3 separate regions of the Homo sapiens genome follow, and all the other regions are linked to region 2. Evidence: read pairs that join two places in POLR2A ChIA-PET (ENCODE). Cell type or tissue: GM12878. All regions are shown on one strand. Each heading gives the region's core, and the rest is flanking DNA. Links, peaks and the distances in the headings are about the cores only.

Evidence for each region. Peaks named below come from ENCODE experiments on the same cell type or tissue, not always from the same donor. Only the 100,000 strongest peaks of a DNase experiment are listed, where the experiment ranks them.
Region 1: POLR2A ChIA-PET joins it to region 2 with 13 read pairs; 12 of 35 experiments call an interaction of 5 or more read pairs at or near these places.
Region 3: POLR2A ChIA-PET joins it to region 2 with 10 read pairs; 2 of 35 experiments call an interaction of 5 or more read pairs at or near these places.

The regions. Positions count from the first base shown.
Region 1 is chr10:73,040,667-73,045,570 of GRCh38, forward strand. It overlaps P4HA1 (prolyl 4-hydroxylase subunit alpha 1), which reads right to left. Exons shown (of 15, transcript NM_001017962.3): 9 at 4,315-4,385. Among named protein-coding and RNA genes, the nearest start is that of P4HA1, 54 kb to the right of the region's middle. In GM12878, for the core only: no CTCF peak of the experiment used is centred there; no DNase peak of the experiment used is centred there.
Region 2 is chr10:73,094,735-73,099,638 of GRCh38, forward strand. It overlaps P4HA1 (prolyl 4-hydroxylase subunit alpha 1), which reads right to left and starts at 2,132. Exons shown (of 15, transcript NM_001017962.3): 1 at 2,032-2,132. RefSeq lists enhancers at 1,513-2,268, 2,513-2,582 and a silencer at 2,153-2,482. In GM12878, for the core only: a CTCF peak has its summit at 2,132 (motif pointing right); a DNase peak (open chromatin) is centred at 2,237; H3K4me3 peaks cover 1,864 bases; H3K27ac peaks cover 2,143 bases.
Region 3 is chr10:72,753,886-72,756,385 of GRCh38, forward strand. All of the region lies in intron 1 of MCU (mitochondrial calcium uniporter), which reads left to right. LOC124902450 (a long non-coding RNA gene) reads left to right here. Exons shown (of 2, transcript XR_007062189.1): 1 at 1-2,500. Among named protein-coding and RNA genes, the nearest start is that of MIR4676, 34 kb to the left of the region's middle. In GM12878, for the core only: no CTCF peak of the experiment used is centred there; no DNase peak of the experiment used is centred there.

The DNA.
Region 1 (4,904 bases), core at 1,004-3,503, 54 kb before region 2:
TTTTACCATGTTTGTGAGGATGGTCTTGATCTCCTGACCTTGTGATCCACCCACCTTGGCCTCCCAAAGTGCTGGGATTACAGGCGTGAGCCACCACTCCTGGCCGTAATTTTGTTTTATATGCTTCCTAGAAGCATGCAAATCTAGAGGATTTAGCTATTTACAAACTTTATGACAAAAAATGTGTAAAACCATGCAATAATCTGATAAAATCTGTTAACAGTTTAATTTTTATTTTTTTTAAAGAAGGGGTTTTTTGTAGATATGAATTAGGTTCTGTAATAGAATGGAAAATTAGCTTAATGTAAAAATCGGGTTAATTGCAATGTTCAGAAGCACTGTAAATCATATCTCAAAACATGTCTATGCAAATTAGTTTCTGCAAATCCTTACTATCTATTAGTGTTCCTTAAGGATAATTGCTCCTGTGATTAAAATGAAAATCATATTATGGCAAATTTAAATTTTCTTCATGTCTTCTAATGGGGTTCAGGACACTCAACCCCAAAATATGGCACTGTAGCATTTGAGCAGAAGCAGGTCTCTCTGACCTTCTCCCACTCTTTTCCCCTTAAGCAGGCTATAAAAGAATTGTCTAGGCCAGGCACGGGCTCATGCTTGTAATCCCAGCACTTTGGGAGGCCGAGGCAGGCGGGTCACGAGGTCAGGAGATCGAGACCATCCTGGCTAACACGGTGAAACCCATCTCTACTAAAAATACAAAAAATTAGCCGGGCAGCAGCGGGCGCCTGTAGTCCCAGGTACTCAGGAGGCTGAGGCAGAAGAATGGCATGAACCCAGGAGGCGGAGCTTGCAGTGAGCCAAGATTGCGCCACTGCACTCCAGCCTGGGGGCGACAGAGCAAGACTCCATCCCCCCCCCAAAAAAAAAAAAAAAGAATTCTCTGACCTTCCTCTAAAGTAGTATAAGACTTTCAATCCAGAAGTATCCTCTCTCTACCTGGAAGAAATGAACATCCTTATCCTGAGACACAGAGATACCAAGAGGTATGTGAACAAACAGGCTTTGCTAAGTTTCCCCCAGTTTATTACCATTAGATCATATCCCCTTTGTTCATCATACTTCTGTATGACTATCCACTCATCAAACCTAGCATAAAAATACACAGGTTTCCCTGTTTCTTTGGGTTCTCATTTTTTTCTATTTCTTTTCTCTTTTTTTTTTTGAGACAGGATCTTACTCTGTCACCCTGGCTGGAGTGCAGTGGCATGCTCATGGCTCACTGTGGCTCTCTGTAGCCTCAACCTCCTCAGGCTCAGGTGATCCTCCCACCTCAGCCTCCCAAGTAACTGGGTCTACAGGTACATGCCACCACACCTGGCTAATTTTTTTTGTATTTTTTGTAGAGTTGGGGTTTTAACATGTTGCTCAGGCTGCGGTCTTCATTTCTAAAGGCTTCTTGTCAAGTAAATTTTGTATTAAATAAATTTGTATGATTTTCTCTTGTTAATCTGTCTTTTGTTATAGGGGTCTCAGCTATGAAGCTAGTGATAGGCAAGAAAAAAAATTTTTCTCTCTTACTGGGGCAAAAGGGCAGGTGGTGTTATACAGCAGAGACAAGAAACCAAGACGTGTATAGTAACGTTTAAGGTTAATATATAAAAGGCATATGGTCCTGCCCAAAAAAGAAAAAGGAAATGCTGAATCAACACATTCGGTCCAGCCTAATCTTTTTCTTTTTGAAGACAGCAGTAATCTTCAAAATTTCTCTGAGTACCTCCTAAAATGCCTGTTAAAATCTATGTTTGCCTTTGCATAAATTTTTTAGTTGACAACTAAATTTTTTCATAATTTAGTTTCGAATGATTGAATTGTCATATTGAAAACGTTGGTAATTTCTAAAAAATGATTACTTTAAATGTATCCACTGGAATCTAAATACCATAATGATTTGATATCCACCATCATCCACTTAAAATATGTGAACAAAATATTTTTTAATACTTGGACATTTTACATCTTTTTTTTTTTTCTTGATGTTATAGTTTCATTCCATTCTTATCCTAGAACAGTTAATTCTCAACAGGGGTGGAGTCACTAGAGGTAGTGGTGGGGATTTTACCTATCAGGGGACATTTGACAATGTCTGGAGACATTTTTGATTGTCACAACTTAAGGAAGGGTGCTACTGGCATCCAGTGAACCACAGATGCTATTAAACATCCTACAAAGCTGAAGATAGCCCCCAAGAACAAGAATTATCTGACTCAAAATGTCAATAGTGCTATTGATAAGGTTAAGAAACCTTGTCCTACAGTGACACATTTTTATGCCTGAAAATCTTTTATTTATCACATTATACTTATCTATATTAAAAATATTTATACAATTAACAAAAATATGAATTTCCTAAAACAAAAAGCCTGTGTTAAAGACCTATAAAAAGGCTGTGTTAAAGATAGTATCTTCTGGATTGTTACTATAATTATTATTCACATTTGTTAATCTAAATAACATGACTAAACAATCATTATCAAGTATAAACAAGTGAAAATGTATTAAGATGTTCCTAATGAGATGGATGGGGCTTATGTTTGTTATATTTCATTAGTTATTGTGTCTGTGGATAAATATTCTACTTGTTAGAATAAAAATTCAGCACAAAGATATTTCTATTTTCATGAGAGCCGAGAAACCTTCACAAGTAGATGGAAAAGGAGTTCTATTGTAATACTGTCACCCAATTCTGTGAGCTCTAAGTTACACAGTGAGCTCTTTTTAAAAAACATTTTAGTGATCAATCAACTAATAACCTAATAAGATTATCTTTAAACACTGTTAAAAGCAAGGAACTTGCAAAGGCTTTGTTATAAAGGCACTTACTTACGCAATACCTGCAGCTACTAGGTGACCCTGAGATTTTTAAACCCCTGCTTTACTGCAGAGTCCAAAAGAGGCCTTGTTTAATGAAGGGAATTTGGGAACTTCTCTTAGTTCAATATGAGAACACATTTCACTTATCAAAGTTTGGGGAGCCTCAACAGACATTATGTAAGTTAATGTTACTTTGGAAAACCCCTATTAACTGCCCCATAACCATGTTTATTAGTCCGTCATGAAAACTCCAGCACAGATATTATCAAACATCTATGCCTAACCACCTAGGTCTTAGAAACTATATCATGAGTTTTCAGAAAATTAGATTCCCAAGAAAGAAATGGTCCAAATATGACTAAAGTTCTCTCCATTACTCCCTTACCTCTTAGATACTCTGTACTGTGCTGTGGTCAATTTTCCAGTCTCAGGGTCATGTACTGTAGCTCGGCTCAGCTACAAAAAAAGAGAAAGGACAAGGACTTACTCCAGTAGCAGGCAATTTTGGGCTTTTTGTTTGTTTTGTTTTGCCAAGCCACAGGTGATTGGAAGGGTTCAGATTGGTCTGGATGGTGGGTAATGGTCTCGAATCCACAAAAACATTTAGAAAAGTGGCAGTAAGAACAGCCACTTCCAAATCAAGAGAAAATGAGTTGACAGATTTTTGTTGTAGATTTATTGTCCTTTCACTTTTTTTAAACAAAAAATCATTTGAAGCTGTATGTAAATGATTTATAGCACTGGGTTTCACAGAAACTTTCTCAGATCTAGAAGTTATTTAAATATTTTGAAAAAAAATAGTAGACTCCTTAAATTCATTTTTCAAACCTCTCACTGAGATAAAACTGTTTTTAAATCTCTCTGGCAAAGTAAAAGGCAACTAAGTTTACAACTAATTTTTGGAAGACAGAGCTCAGAAGCGTAACTCTGTTCTTCCTACTGCCAACTTTTGAGTCAGCGAATTTTTTTAAATAAAAAACTCAAACAGGAGGAATACAGATTACTACATAATGACAATGTTATTTTACAAGATGTATGAACAAATGCCAACGTAATCACCATGAAGGAGGATATGAATCACCGCAGCATTTATGAATATGAGAAAACTGCATAGGTGAAGACTACTACTCCCAGATTCAGGAGGCTGCTGCTTTATTTCCCCCTTTGGCAACAAAAGGGAAAAAGAAAACAAGTATCAGGCCACTTCCTGGATATTTGACACCTGATCTGAAGAAAGATAAAAAGCATATTAATTCCCTAAAAATAACATACCAATTAAAGGTTAAAAACAGAACTTCTAGTGAAGGAGAAAGACCTGTGAAACACAAAGCAGTTTATCCATGCGTTATCCTGTTTATATACAGGGTGGTGACTTGAGCTGGTGACTGAAAATGACCCACTTTCCTTAAATGAATAATTCCTGTAAGATGTATAAAACACTCATTAGAGGGCAAAATATGCAGCATACACATCTCTTACCTTTTGCTAATTCTGTAATGTACCGTCTCCAAGTCTCCTGTTATTGGGTTTGAAATGGTGGCTCGCCTCAGCTGTGAAGCCAACCATCAAAATAGTTGCATTACAAAACAAAAAACTGAATCACATTTACCCAACCAGTCAGAATTCCAGGGTTTTTACAAAGGAGGCTAAAAAGAGAAAATAACTCCATACACTTCCAGTCACCTTGTGCTGAGCCTTGAAAGCCAGTTAGTTTTTTAGGTTTTTGGGGTTTTTTTTTTTTCTTCAATTTTTTGTTTTGCATAGATGGAGGACATACAAACAAAAGAGATTGGAAATTAAATTTCTTTCAATGGTGAAAGGACATGACAGTAAGAAAAAGAGACATATCTAAAATTTGAAGTCTAATTTACAGTTAAAATAGCCATCTGGGGGTGGGGAGAGAAGGGGAAAAAAAGAAGAATGCCTATTTGCAATTAATGATCCATTCCAAAACCTTTGACTTTAATTTTTTTTAGTGATGGAACTGTTTGCACAGGTTAATGTTTAAAATTCATTTTAAGGTCAATCTTTTGTCCCTTCAAGATAGCCACTCTCATTAACATATACAG
Region 2 (4,904 bases), core at 940-3,439:
ATAGAAAAGGTTAACAGCTCCTTGCCAAAAAGCCAAGATTCATCTGCAACAACCCAGACTACAAGGCAATATAAAACTTTTTTTCAATAGTCTTTTGCACTAATTTTTTTGGCATAATTAAAAGTTGTACACATTTTTCAACTGTTTTACCATCTAAGTTACCAAAACACAAAATGGCCAATGTAATTATCCGCCTACCAAAGTCCTGATTTTCAGTACTTCAAAATAAAACTCATTTCAAAATGTCAATAAAAACAGCACTACCCATTTAAAAGAGACAGAAATAGTCCTTTTCCTAGTTAGTCTATGTAAATCTAAGAAACATTTGTCATCAGCTATCAAAAACAATGGCAGGACTTAAGGCACAATGTCCCAAAACCAAAACTGACTATGAATTTTATTAAAGGTAAGTGATAAAGTCTCTTTTCCCACATAAAGAAAAAAGTAAAATTTGAAGTTCACATTTCAGATTCTTAAATTACGCTCACAAGCTAAAAAAAAAAAAAAAAAAAAAAAAAAATCACGGGGTGTGTATTCACATTTCACATGAAGACAAAATATAGTTGAGGTTGTTCACTTTCAGCTTCTTGAATATATCGTCTTAGGATACCGATTTTCTCCATAGAAACTTGATTCTAAAAATCCCTTTAAAATGTTTTTTAAATTAACTTCCAACGTTCCTGCTATGCAGACTGAATTCTTCATCTGATTATTTTAGGAAAAGACTAGCCTCATTCATAAGCTACGTCTAAACCTAAAAGGGGAAATACGTTTCTAACCAGAACTTTAAAAAAAAAAAAAAAAAAGAGTAAAAAATTGATGAAAGAACGCTGCTGCCACGTCTTTGCCCCTCCCCCCTTCACGTAGTGGCTATTTCATCCCCTCCGAGTGCATTCCAAGCGAAAGTCCGAGAACCACTGCTCTCGGAGAAACCAGAAACAGTTAAGTGGAAATTGGCAAGTCTCTTTGGCCTTTTAGATCAATTCCTAAAAGAGGATCTAGCTGCTTCTTCAACCCTTTCTTAAAGAAAACAGTGCAAAATTCCAAGAGTCTTCACTCTATCCGGAACGCGTAAGATGTTAGTGTCTAAACATTGAATTTGTATGTAACAGAGTCGATTATTTAGGAGAAAGAGTCTCACAGTTATCATACCATCCTTCCTCCCCATTGAAACATACATCCGGGGGCCAGCCATGTAATCCAACTCAAAATCCTCACACAACCATGGAATTTGTTGGACTGATGTGGACTTTTAAAAGCTGCAAATTCTCGGCAGAGAGAGACAGAGAGACAGAGATTGAGAGAAGAGCTCTTGTCTCTTTTTAAAAAAAGTTATGGGGAAGAAGAGGGAAGGAAGCTTCCCTGACGACGAGGTGACCTGAGAGCCTACTTCCTCGGCGCTACGAGCAGAAAGCTCGGCGCCCCGGGCTACGTCTGGCAGCTAATGCTGCACCGCTGCGCGCAACAGATGAGTTCAGCCGGAACTTTCTGGGGAGGTCCCCCCAGCTCCCGGCGACTTTCGATAGGGCAAAAATGCCTGGCGCGCTGCGGATCCAGCTCCAAGCCTTAAAATCCGCTCTCCACCGCCACATGCGAACCATCTGCGGCTGTGGCGGCCAAAAGCCCACGCCCCGCGCTTGCGTTCCCCTTAGCCTCGTTAGGGAGGACCAGGTGCAGGGGAACTTGGAAAAAAAAAAAAGCAACAGAGTGATTCCTCCCCGGGAAGGAAAATTCAAGAAAGTCCTGGTCCCTAGGGCGGGGACTGAGGCTGCAGCAGCCCCAGCGGTCCGAGGCGCACTAGGGACAGAGGTGGGAAGGGGGGCACGAAGGAGCGCGGGCGCCGGGAGTCGCGTGGCGCAGGGAGAGGGGCCGAGTCTCCCGAGGGGAAGGAACCGAGGCTGCTGTGGTAACCTGGGGAACCCCCGCCCCAGAAGTACCACCACAGCGGGAAGGAATGGATCGCCGCAGCCGTCCGAGAAGGTCCACGGCTGCCCAGTGGCCTCAGTCTCCGGGATCGAGGGAGCGTCTCACCTGGAAAGTGGGACGAGAGGGCGGCGCGCTCTTCAGCCCCCAGTCGCCTCCACTCGGAGCGGCTACTTCCTACCCTCAGCCCGCTGGCGGCGCGACTGGGCAGCAGAGGGAGCCCGTTAGCCCTTTTATAACCTCTAGGCCGCGATGGCAGCGCCAGGGAGGAGGCGACTGCAGCCCTCGCTACGTGAGCTCGATCACACCAGCGCCCCGGCGACTGCGCAGGCGCCAAGCCCGTGCCTCCCTGCTGCCCCCACCCGTGGCCGGCCCGTGGAGTCTGAGGCCGAGAGGAGTGGCTGGGACCGGCCGCCGTGGTGTGGGTAAGCGGGAGTGGGATGTAACGCGCCTGCGCAGGGTTCTCGCCCCGCCACCGTTACCGTGGTTACCACGGGGTTTCCCCCGCTCCTGTTCAGTTTGCCTCCTTGATTTCAGGGTCCGCGTCAGGCCTAAGCGACGAGGCCGCCGGCAATAAAGTATCTTAAAAATGAGAAGAGGAACGTGGGAGTGTAGAAAATAAAGCAGAATTTTTCTAGGGTGGAAAATAATAGAGATTCAGTCTTGGTATCTCAGCTGTCTTGTTCCTCTCACATCTCAGCACTCATTTTATACTAATCGTGCTCTATCTCCTACCTTTATACCTTATCAGTAGATAATAGACTAAGAGCTCCAGGGTCAGGTTATCTCAATTCAAATCCTGCCTCAATCCTGTGTGTAACACTAGGCATTAACAACCTCTCCGTATCCGTTTACTCATCTGTAAAATAGAAATGACGGTACTACCCATCTTGTAAGATTCTTGTGAGAATAAAATGAGATAATGTATGTAAAGCACTTAACACATGCCTCACACACAGAAATGACTTAGTAAATATTAGATTCTCCAGTAACATTAATTTATATAAGGCACCCAATGTTGCGTTTGATCTTAGTCTAACATTTGCCTTAGTTATAAAGTAACCCCAAACCAAGGGTTTCTTTATATCTCCCTGTACTATGAGGGAGAATACAATGAAGAAGATAATTTTTTCCTTGTCAGTTAAAGAGAAAAATGAGTTGCTAAGACTTGTTATTCATTAAGAATTGTGGTTTCTAAAGTTTTCCATGTATGCTAAAAAGTATAGCAATAATTAACATTTGACTTACGCAGGAGGTGAGTGATTATATAGCTACAGAAAGAGAGAGAGGGTACTCTGGGAGCACTAGGCAACTAAAAAGTAGATATAATGATGTCTAAATCAATGGTTCTGAAAGCGTAGTCAGGGAATCCATAAGGTCAAAATTATTTTCATACTAAGACTTTATTTTCATACTAAGACTTACTGCCTTTTTCACTCTAATAACAATACAGTGAGGTCTTCCAGAGACTACATGCCTGTGATACAGATGGAACGCAGACACAGATATGAGAATCTTCTATTAGCCCAGACACTGAAGAGATTTGCAGAAATGTAAAATAATGCCACTCTTCTCACTAAATTATTTTGCTTTGGAAAATAGTTATTTTTCATTAAAAATATGTTATTAGGCCAAATGAAGTGGCTCACACCTGTAATCCCAGCACTTTGGGAGGCCGAGGCGGGAAGATCACCTGAGCCCAGGAGTTCGAAATCAGCCTGGGCAACATGGCCAGACCCTCTCTCAAAAAAAAAGTTATTTATGTTATGTTAACATGTAACAGGTTTATTATTGTTGTTTTAAATGAATAAATATTTTATATGTTTGTTTTAATTCCTAATATAGTAAATGTTGATAAATATGATCCACATAAAAGCTTTTTGGAGTCCTCAATACTTTTTAGGAGTATAAAGTAATTATAAGACCAAAGAGGCAGGGCGTGCGGTGGCTCACACCTGTAATCCCTGCACTTTGCGAGGCCAAGGCAGACGGATCACAAGGTCAGGAGATCAAGACCATCCTGGCCAACATGGTGAAACCCTGTCTCTACTAAAAATGCAAAAATTAGCTGGGCATGGTGGCAAACACCTGTAATCCCAGCTACTCAGGAGGCGGAGGCATGAGAATCATTTGGACCCAGGAGGCAGAGGTTGCAGTGAGCTGAGATCACACCATTGCACTCCAGCCTGGGGACAGAGTCAGACTCCATCTCAAAAAAAAAAAAAAAAACTTCCTCAAATGGAGCTGTAATCAACATATTCACTAGCCCTACATAGAGCTGACTCTGAAAGTTGACAGTTTACTCAGTAATTAAAATGGCCGTAGACTCTGAAGCAGATTTACTGTGAAGCTAAGGAGGCTTCAGCTTCAGGTGCCCTCATTTACACTAGCCCTTTCCAAGTCCCTGGAAGGGTCCCTAGTAATATGTTCACACTGTCCTATGCTTCTGTAAAATTTATAAAAGTAATGTATTTTAAACTGCAATCTTTAGTCCTTAGTGACTTCCCTCCACCATGTTTCCCTTTGTCTAGTGTTGGAGTGGCAAGCAAACATTTTTGAAATTTAGCTAAAGGGAAGTTGAGTTAGGAATACATTTGGTTTGAATTTACTGGGATATATTTTTATAACCCACAGTCACTTCCATGTGTAGTTAAGATATTGCCAGCTGTCCCAGTGGCTTCCAAGAATACTCCAATTGCCCGTTGTGCTGATCCACCCAGCATTGCAAAACAAAGGTGCAGGGCCAGAACTCTTGAAGTTATTTTAATGTGTCCAATGTTCTAGCATCAAAAACTATGTGAATAGTAGAAGAGAAGCAGGGTTGAAATTTTGGGAACCTGAAGCTAATCTGTGGGAAATTATTCCAATTATTGGATGTGTAAAATTGTAAAGATTTAGCATTCATCAATACCTAGCCAAAAAAGTGTTGTTTTTTTCTTAGAGACAGGGTTTCACTCTGTCACCCAGGCTGGAGTGGAGTT
Region 3 (2,500 bases), core at 1-2,500, 340 kb before region 2:
AAACAAAAAAACAAAACACACACACACACAAACCCACACTATGAAGTAAGTACTGTTTTCAGCCATATTTCCCAGATGAGGAAACTGAGGTTTAGAGTGATTAAGTAACTTACCCTAGATTATATTGCAAGTAGCAATTGTTATATGGTAAGTAGCAGAGTAGGCAGAGCCACCACTAGCTATGAGAGACTTCTGTTTGAATTAGGAAAGTTACCCCCTGTGGTGAACCAATGAGGAAGCCAAACTTCCTCTGGCCTGGCACACCACCCGAAGCAGTAACTTGGGGACCTGTGCTTAGATGCCACTTATTTCAGCATCTGTGAGCTGAACATGGGCAGAATTTCAGCCTTATTTTGCTTCCTTGATGCCTTTGTACTGTGCACAAACTGAGCCACCCTTACCCAAAGGTCTTAAAGCCCAGATTTCAATCCAGGTCTATTTGAGTCCGGAGCTTATATTCTGTTTAATAGCATGCTGCCAATTAATGGCAAAGTTAAGACTTCAGCCAGATTTTCTGATCATCAGTATTTTCCTCCTTCTATTATGTATCATGCAGGTTGGTTGAATTACAGATGACACTGGAGGCGGGGCATGCTGACTCACACCTGTAATCTCAGCACTTTGGGAGGCTAAGGCAGGGGGATTACTTGAGCCCAGGAGTTTGAGATGAACCTGGGCAACATAGACCCTGTCTTTACAAAGAATTAAAAAATTAGCCAGGCATGTTGGCACACACCTGTGGTCCCAGCACTTTGGGAGGCAGAGACAGGGTTTCACCATGTTGATCAGGATGGTCTTGAAGTCCTGACCTCAGGTCATCCACCTGTCTTAGCCTCCCAAACTGCTGGGATTACAGGCATGAGCAGCCCAGGAGGTTGAGGTGGCAGTGAGCCATGAGTGCATCACTGCACTCCAGCCTGGGCTTAGCTAGACACTGCCTCAAAAACAACAACAACAAAAAGCCCAACAAATGACACTCAAGTCCCATACTGCCCAGTTTGCAGACATTTTTTGCAGATGATGTTAAAGATTTCTTAGCACTTCTACAGAGTTATAACCTCACATATTTCATAACAAACTGTGTTTTTATGTGGCTCAAGATTTGTATTGAATTCCTGGTATCACTACCTAGTTAGCTGTGTGACCTTGATCAAGTTAGGAAGGGAATATAATAAGTATAGTGGTTAAAAGCATGGACTGTAGTCTCAGACTACCTGGGGTCAAATTCTAGCTATTTCTTACTAGATATGTGAACCTGAGATTTTTTTTTTTTTTTTTTTTGAGGCAGAGATTTGCTCTTGTTGCCTGGGCTAGAGTGCAATGGTATGATCTCAGTCACTGCAACCTCTGCCTCCCGGGTTCAAGCAATTCTCCTGCCTCAGCCACCCAAGGAGCTGGGATTACAGGCATGCACCACCATGCCCAGCTAGTTTTGTATTTTTAGTAGAGACGGGGTTTCAGCATGTGGATCAGGATGGTCTTGAAGTCCTGACCTCAGGTGACCCACCCGCCTTGGCCTCCCAAAGTGCTGGGATTACAGGCATGAGCCACCCCACCTGGCCAGCTTGGGCAATTTACTTTATGTCTTTAAGCCTGGTGTGTAATGTTGATGGTAGAGTGGGGAACAATTATACCTATCCAATGAGTTGTGAGTACTATATGAGTTAAATACATGAAGCATTTAGAATAGTGCCTTGCGCATAAATATAGTAAATACATTAAGTACTATTTAAGTGCTAACTGTTGTTATTGTTATTAATATTAGATCACTATGAGTTTGCACTTGTAGCCTGTAATTCAAAGCAATTTGAACGGCGGAAGCATAAATAGATAAATGATCATCTAAATATGGCATCTCTTCAACCCTTGTTGTTGTTGTTGTTTTTGCCAGATAAGAGTTTTCAAAGGTTGTGCCAGAGTACTTGCTTTAGGGATATTAGCCCAATTGAAACCATTTTTTTTTTTTTTTCATTGAGACAGAGTCTCTCTCTCTGTTACCCAGGCTTAGAGTGCAGTGATATGATCATAGCTCACTGCAGCCTCAATCTCCCAGGGTCAAGCAGTCCTCCCACCTCCGCCTCCTGAGTAGCTGGGACTACCGGTGTGCACCACCATACCCAGCTAATTGTTTTCTTTTACATGTTTTGTAGAGACAAGGTCTCGCTTTGTTGCCCAAGTGGGTCTCGAACTCCTGGTCTCAAGTGGATCCACCCACCTCAGCTTCCAAAGTGCTGGGATTACAGGTGTGAACCACCACACCTGGCTAATTTTTTGTGTTTTTATTAGATACAGGGTTTTGCTGTGTTGCCCAGGCTGGTCTTGAACTCGTGAGCTCAAGCAATCTTCCTGCCTCAGCCTCCAAAAGTACTGTATTACAGGTGTGAGCCCGGCCAAAATCAGTTTTTAAAAGAGGTTTACATGGCCGTATGGTATTCTCTTTCTTTTTTGGAAACAATACTATTTGTACCATGTTGTGTTATCAATCTATGTTTGGATTGTT